Regions from separate parts of the Homo sapiens genome. Here region 2 is linked to region 1. Evidence: chromatin loops called from intact Hi-C (ENCODE). Cell type or tissue: HCT116. All regions are shown on one strand. Links, peaks and the distances in the headings refer to the core of each region. The heading gives the core; the rest is flanking DNA. Region 1 has its middle 3.6 kb from the start of NEU2. Region 2 overlaps NGEF (neuronal guanine nucleotide exchange factor).

Region 1 (2,800 bases), core at 182-2,681:
AGAACAGAGGCTTCAGGCTAGAACTAGGGAGCAAAGCCACTGGCTGGCCCACCCTCAAGAAGAGAACCACTCTCAATGCTTACAATTGAGATATGTGACCAGGCACAGTGGCTCACGCCTGTAATCCCAGCAGTGGGAGAGGCAGAGGCAGGTGGATTGCTAGAGTCCAGAAGTTCCAGACCAGCCTGGGCAACATGGCAAAACCCCATCTCTACAAAAAATACAAACATTAGCCAGTCATGGTGACACATGTCTGTAGTTCCAGCTACTCGGGAGGCTGAGGTGGAAGGATTGCTTGAGCCTGAGAGGTGAAGGTTGCAGTCAGCTGAGATAGCACAACTGCACTCCAGCCTGGGCAACAGAGTGAGACCCTGTCTCGAAACAAAAAATAAAATAAAATAGAGATATAATTCACATATTATAAAATGTACCTTTTAGAAGTGTATGATTCAGGCTGGGTGCAGCGGCTCACGCCTGGAATCCCAGCACTTTGGGAGGCCGAGGCGGGTGGATCACCTAAGCTCAGGAGTTTGAGAAGTGTATGATTCAGTGGTTTTTTTAGTATTTTCATAAAGTTATACAGCCATCACCACTATCCAATTCCAGAATATTTTCACCACCCCAAAAGAAATCCCATACCTGTGAGCAATCACTCCCCTGTCAATGAAAACAGTCAAACTCTGTAAAATATTTGAAGAGATTTATACTATACTATACTATACTATTTATATATTTGGCTATAAAAGAGATTTATAGCCAAGTATGAGTAACAAATGGCTCGTGACACAGCCCCAGGAGATCCTATGTGCCCAACGTGGTCAGAGTACAGCTTGGTTTTATACATTTTAGGGAGACTTAAGACATAAATCAATACATGTAGGATGTACATTGGTTCCGTCTGGAAAGGCGGGACAACTTGAGGTGGGAGTAGGGAAGGCAGTTTCCAGATCATAGGTAGATTCCAAAAATTTTCTGATTGGCAGTTGGTCAAAAGAGTTTATCTAAAGACCTGGAATCAGTAGAAAGGAATGTCGGGTTAAGATGAGCGGTTAGCTGGGCGCAGTGGCTCATGCCTGTAATCCCAGCACTATGGGAGGCTGAGATAGGCGGATCACGAGGTCAGGAGATCGAGACCATCCTGGCTAAAACGGTGAAACCCCGTCTCTACTAAAAATACAAAAATTAGGTGGGTGTGGTGGTGGGCGCCTGTAGTCCCAGCTACTCGGGAGGCTGAGGCAGGAGAATGGCATGAACCCGGGAGGCGGAGCTTGCAGTGAGCCGAGATTGCGCCACTGCACTCCAGCCTGGGCGACCGAGGGAGACTCCGTCTCAAAAAAAAAAGATGAGCTGTTGTGGAGACCAAGGTCTCATCACGCAGAGGCCGCCAGGTGGCAGGCTTCAGAGCTCTTCGCAGACCTAAAAAGATGCCAGAGTCTTAGTTAATTCTCTCCTGGATCAGGAAAAGGCCTGGAAAGGGAAGGGGATTCTCTACAGAATGCAGATGTTTCCTCACAAGAGACAGCTTTGCAGGGCCATTTCAAAATAAGTCAAAGAAATACATTTGGGGGTAAAATACTTTAATTTCATTCAGGACCTGCTATCTGTCCTGATGCTATACTAGAGTTAGTTTGGAATTTGGTGTCTTATTGCTACAAAAAGTCTGTTTCATCAGCCTTAAGATCTGTTTTAGTCAGGTGCGGTGGCTCACGCCTGTAATCCCAACACTTTGGGAGGCCGAGGCAGGTGGATCATCTGAGGTCAGGAGTTCAAGACCAGACTGGACAACATGAAAGAATCCCTGTCTCTACTAAAAATACAAAAATTACTCAGGCATGGTGGCACATGCCTGTAATCCCAGCTACTTGGGAGGCTGAGGCAGGAGAATTGCTTGAACCTGGGAGGCGGAGGTTGCAGTGAGCACTCCAGCCTGGGTGATAGAGCGAGACTCCGCCTCAAAAAAAAAAAAAAAGATTTGTTTTAATGTTAATGCTGGTCAGCTGTATCTGAATTCCAAAAGGAGGAAGGTGGGAGACACGTCTGACCTCTGACCCCCACTCCCCATCATGGTCTGAACTAGTTTTTCAGGTTAACTTGGGAATGCCCTTAGCTGAGGAAGGGTCCACTCAGTTGGCTGAGGGGGCTTAGCATTTTACTTCTGATTTACACTCCATTACCCAGTCCCCTCAGCGCCTGGCAACCACTCATCTATGTCCTGTCTCTCTGGATTTGCCTATTCTGGCCATTTCATGTAAATGCAGTCATATGCTATGCGGCCCGTGGACTGGCATCTTCCACCAAGCACCATGTTTCCAAGATTCGTGCAGGTTGTAGCATGGGTCAGTACCTCATTCCTTTTCATGGCTCAGTAATATTTGATTGTATGGCTACACCACAGCTATGGTTTGAATGCTTGTATCCTCTTCAAAATTCATGTCAAAACTTAATTCCCAAAGCAATAGTATTAAGAGGTAGGACCAGGCCGTGAGGATGGAAGAGACTAGAACCTTTATGAAAGAATTTGGGGAAGTGGTTTGTCCCCCTCCACCATGTGAGGACACAGTGTTCATCCCCTCCAGGGGATGCAGCAACAAGGCACTGTTAGATATGAGTTCTAAATTTCTTTTCAAAGAATTAATATGTCAGTATGTTCAATTCTTTGCCTTCTACTTTTAAACTTAACTTCCTCATAAAGCAACCTTTTTCGATTACCTTTCCACCCTGACTCATTCCGATTATTCCGATTACCTGCTACCTGCTCTGCCCTGATTCCCGCCAAATCACTTATCCCATCATTCCCTTT
Region 2 (2,800 bases), core at 16-2,515, 130 kb after region 1:
CAGGAAGTTCAAAAGGTGCAAAAGGACTCTCAGTGAAAGTCTTTCTCCCACTCCTGTCCTGGGCCACCCAGTTCCCTCGTCAGACACATATTCAGGTGTGTGTGTGTGTGTGTGTGTGTGCCCTCATGTCACACAAATGTAAACTAGTATTAAAATACTGACCATATCTTTCCATCTCCATCCAAATAGAGCACCCTCATTTTTGCAGTTTTCTGGGCTCCACTGTTTAGATGTTCCATAATGTATTTAACCTGTCCCTGTTGATGGATATTTGCAGTTGGAAATACCGGGTACTGAGAGTGTTCATTGCAGCATTATTTATACTCATGGAAGATTGAACATCTACACAGTGGAATGCTAAGGGAATTGCTAAGTGGGATTGTTGGGTGAAAGGTTAAATGTTCTTTAAATTTTGAGAGGGTATCGCCTAATTGCCTTCACACACTAGCCACATATGAGTGTGCTGGTCCCCTGCCACTAATGTGGTGCCTTACCCAGCTATTTTCTCTTTACCCAGTGTGCTAGATTAAACATTTTTTGTTTTGTTTTGTTTTTGTTTTGTTTTAAGACAGTCTCACTCTGTCACTTATGCTGGAGTGCAGTGGCGCGATCTCAGCTCACTGCAACCTCCACCTCCCAGGTTCAAGTGATTCTTCCACCTGAGCCTCCCAAGTAGCTGGGATTACAGACACCGGCCACCATGCCTGGCTAATCTTTTGTATTTTTAGTAGAGACGGGGTTTCACCATGTTGGCCATCGAACTCCTGGCCTCAGGTGATCCACCCGCCTGGGCCTCCCAAAGTATTGGGATTACAGGTGTGAGCCACCGCACCCGGCCTCGTTGTGGTTTTAACATAACATTTCTCTTGCCATGAGGCAGGCTGAACATGTTCTCAAGCATGTGTCTTTTTAAATTTACACACACTTATTTTAGCATGTAAACATTTTTGCGAATGATTTTATTAACAGGTCATCTTGAGAAAACGTAGTAATTGGCATTTGTGATGTGTGTGAGTGCCGAGGCTTGGGTTTGGGCCCCCAGCGCCTGCATCCCATGGCTGCGTTGAATATGTGACTCCCCTCGTCCCTTAGCAACCCAAGGGGTTAGCTGTCACTCCCCCATCAGACAGCCAAGCCCCCACTCCCCACGCTGCTCACGGGACCTGCTCAGTCCGGCCTCGAATTCACTAAAGACTGCGCTGCAGCGGGCTGGGCTCGGGCTCTGGCTCTGGAGTCCGACTTCATCATCATTGTCTGCAGAAGGAGGATAGCCTTTGAGGGGTTTCTTCTTAACTGGAAGCCTTTTAAAGTCACTTCCGTGCATCCTGATGCCTGCAGTGTAAATGACTGCACCAGCAGCAGGCACCGAGGCAACTTTGTGACCTTGCTGTTGAGTCATCCTGGGGAACAGAGGATGTGAATCACCCCAGGGCGGCTGCAGCAAGAGGACTCTGTGGGGCAGGAGCAGAGAGTGGAGAGCTTGGGAGCGCCCTGCGCCCCTGGCTCTGGCTCTGGCCCCAGCTGCTAGAGGAGAGAGAGGAGTGGGCCATGGTGATCCCCGTACCACACACACCCCAGCCACTGCCCTGCCGAGGACAGACTGAGGCCGGGTCTTCAGCGGCCCAGGTGGCCCTGATAGCTCCCAGCAGCATACTGGAGACACGGAGCCTGGATGGTAGGGCCTGTGCTGAGGTGTCACGGCGACGTCCCCACAGCCTCTAAGGGAGTCCCGGAAGGACGCCTTAGACCCTTGGCATTCTGCCTGGCCTTCTCTTCATCCCCTCCCTCCCTCCAGGCAAAAGCCAGTGAACTAAGTTGGGCTCCAGGCCAGTGCCCTGATGCCCAGGACTGGGGGTGACCTGTGTGGGGAGGGCCTGGCACACGGGTGGATGGGAAGGGACCTCGCAGAACCCTTGTGGGGAAGGGGCTACGTTTTGTTTCCTGGCCGTGAGGAAGGTGGAGGGCAGCCAGTGAGCCCGCCCTTCAGTCCACGGTCTGCTGGCCTTTGGCTCCGACCCCCGCAGATGTCACCCTGGTGACGCAGCTGCAACAACGCATCGAAGGTCACAGCATCAGAGACAGCAGTGATTTGTTAACACAGGGGTCGGGAGAAGCCAAAAAAACAACCCAAATCAGGCTGGAATGCACGGCCCAGAGGTCCACGGCGAACCCTGGATCATAAGGAGACCGTGTAGGTAAAGAGCGGGGAGGAGAAATCGCGCAGCCTCGAGCTTTGCTGAGGGTGGGGAACGCAGGGTTGATCCGAGTGCGGAGGCAGGAGTGGGACTCCGAGGACAGACACTGTAGTCCCGGCCGGCCAGGCAGCATGGCCCATGTTTGACCGTGAACTGCAGGACAAGCTGAACTGCCTTAAGTAACAGGGAATTGGGGCCCGCGGGCTGCGTAAAAGCCCGTCGCTCTTTGGGTGTTAGAGCTGGTAAAGCTTCCGCCTTTCTCCATCAGGAGCAGGTTGGCTTCCTGCAGACTTTTCTTGGTGTCCTGGTTCCTCTTTTGTGACCTCTTGCTGATGGGTCTCTTTTGTTTTTCAAATGTGTGACTTGAACAGGGTGGTGTAGGCGGCCCTAACTCCGGGACCTGGCTGATCTGAGGCCGCCGGACGTCACCACCCCAGAGCAGCCCCGTGGCCCGCGCTGCCTGAGAGGGGGCCTGCTCACCTGGCTTCAGGTCCTGGTCCTGGCCCCACGGGCAGCGTGGCTCCCAGTGCCTCTGTGGGTGATTGTGTGAGAGCATGTGTGTGTGTGAGTGAATGTGTGCATGAGTGTGAGAGCGTGTGTGTGTG

The links. Peaks named below come from ENCODE experiments on the same cell type or tissue, not always from the same donor. Only the 100,000 strongest peaks of a DNase experiment are listed, where the experiment ranks them.
Region 2: it touches region 1 in a loop (3-fold over the local background); 2 of 110 quality-filtered maps call a loop at or near these places.

Annotation. Positions count from the first base shown.
Region 1 is chr2:233,027,641-233,030,440 of GRCh38, reverse strand. No RefSeq gene overlaps it. Among named protein-coding and RNA genes, the nearest start is that of NEU2, 3.6 kb to the left of the region's middle. In HCT116, for the core only: a CTCF peak has its summit at 1,406 (motif pointing right); a DNase peak (open chromatin) is centred at 1,400.
Region 2 is chr2:232,900,757-232,903,556 of GRCh38, reverse strand. The region is part of intron 5 of NGEF (neuronal guanine nucleotide exchange factor); the gene reads left to right. Among named protein-coding and RNA genes, the nearest start is that of SNORC, 32 kb to the right of the region's middle. RefSeq lists enhancers at 818-2,017, 1,899-2,522, 2,523-2,800. In HCT116, for the core only: no CTCF peak of the experiment used is centred there; a DNase peak (open chromatin) is centred at 1,396; H3K4me3 peaks cover 1,120 bases; H3K27ac peaks cover 1,826 bases.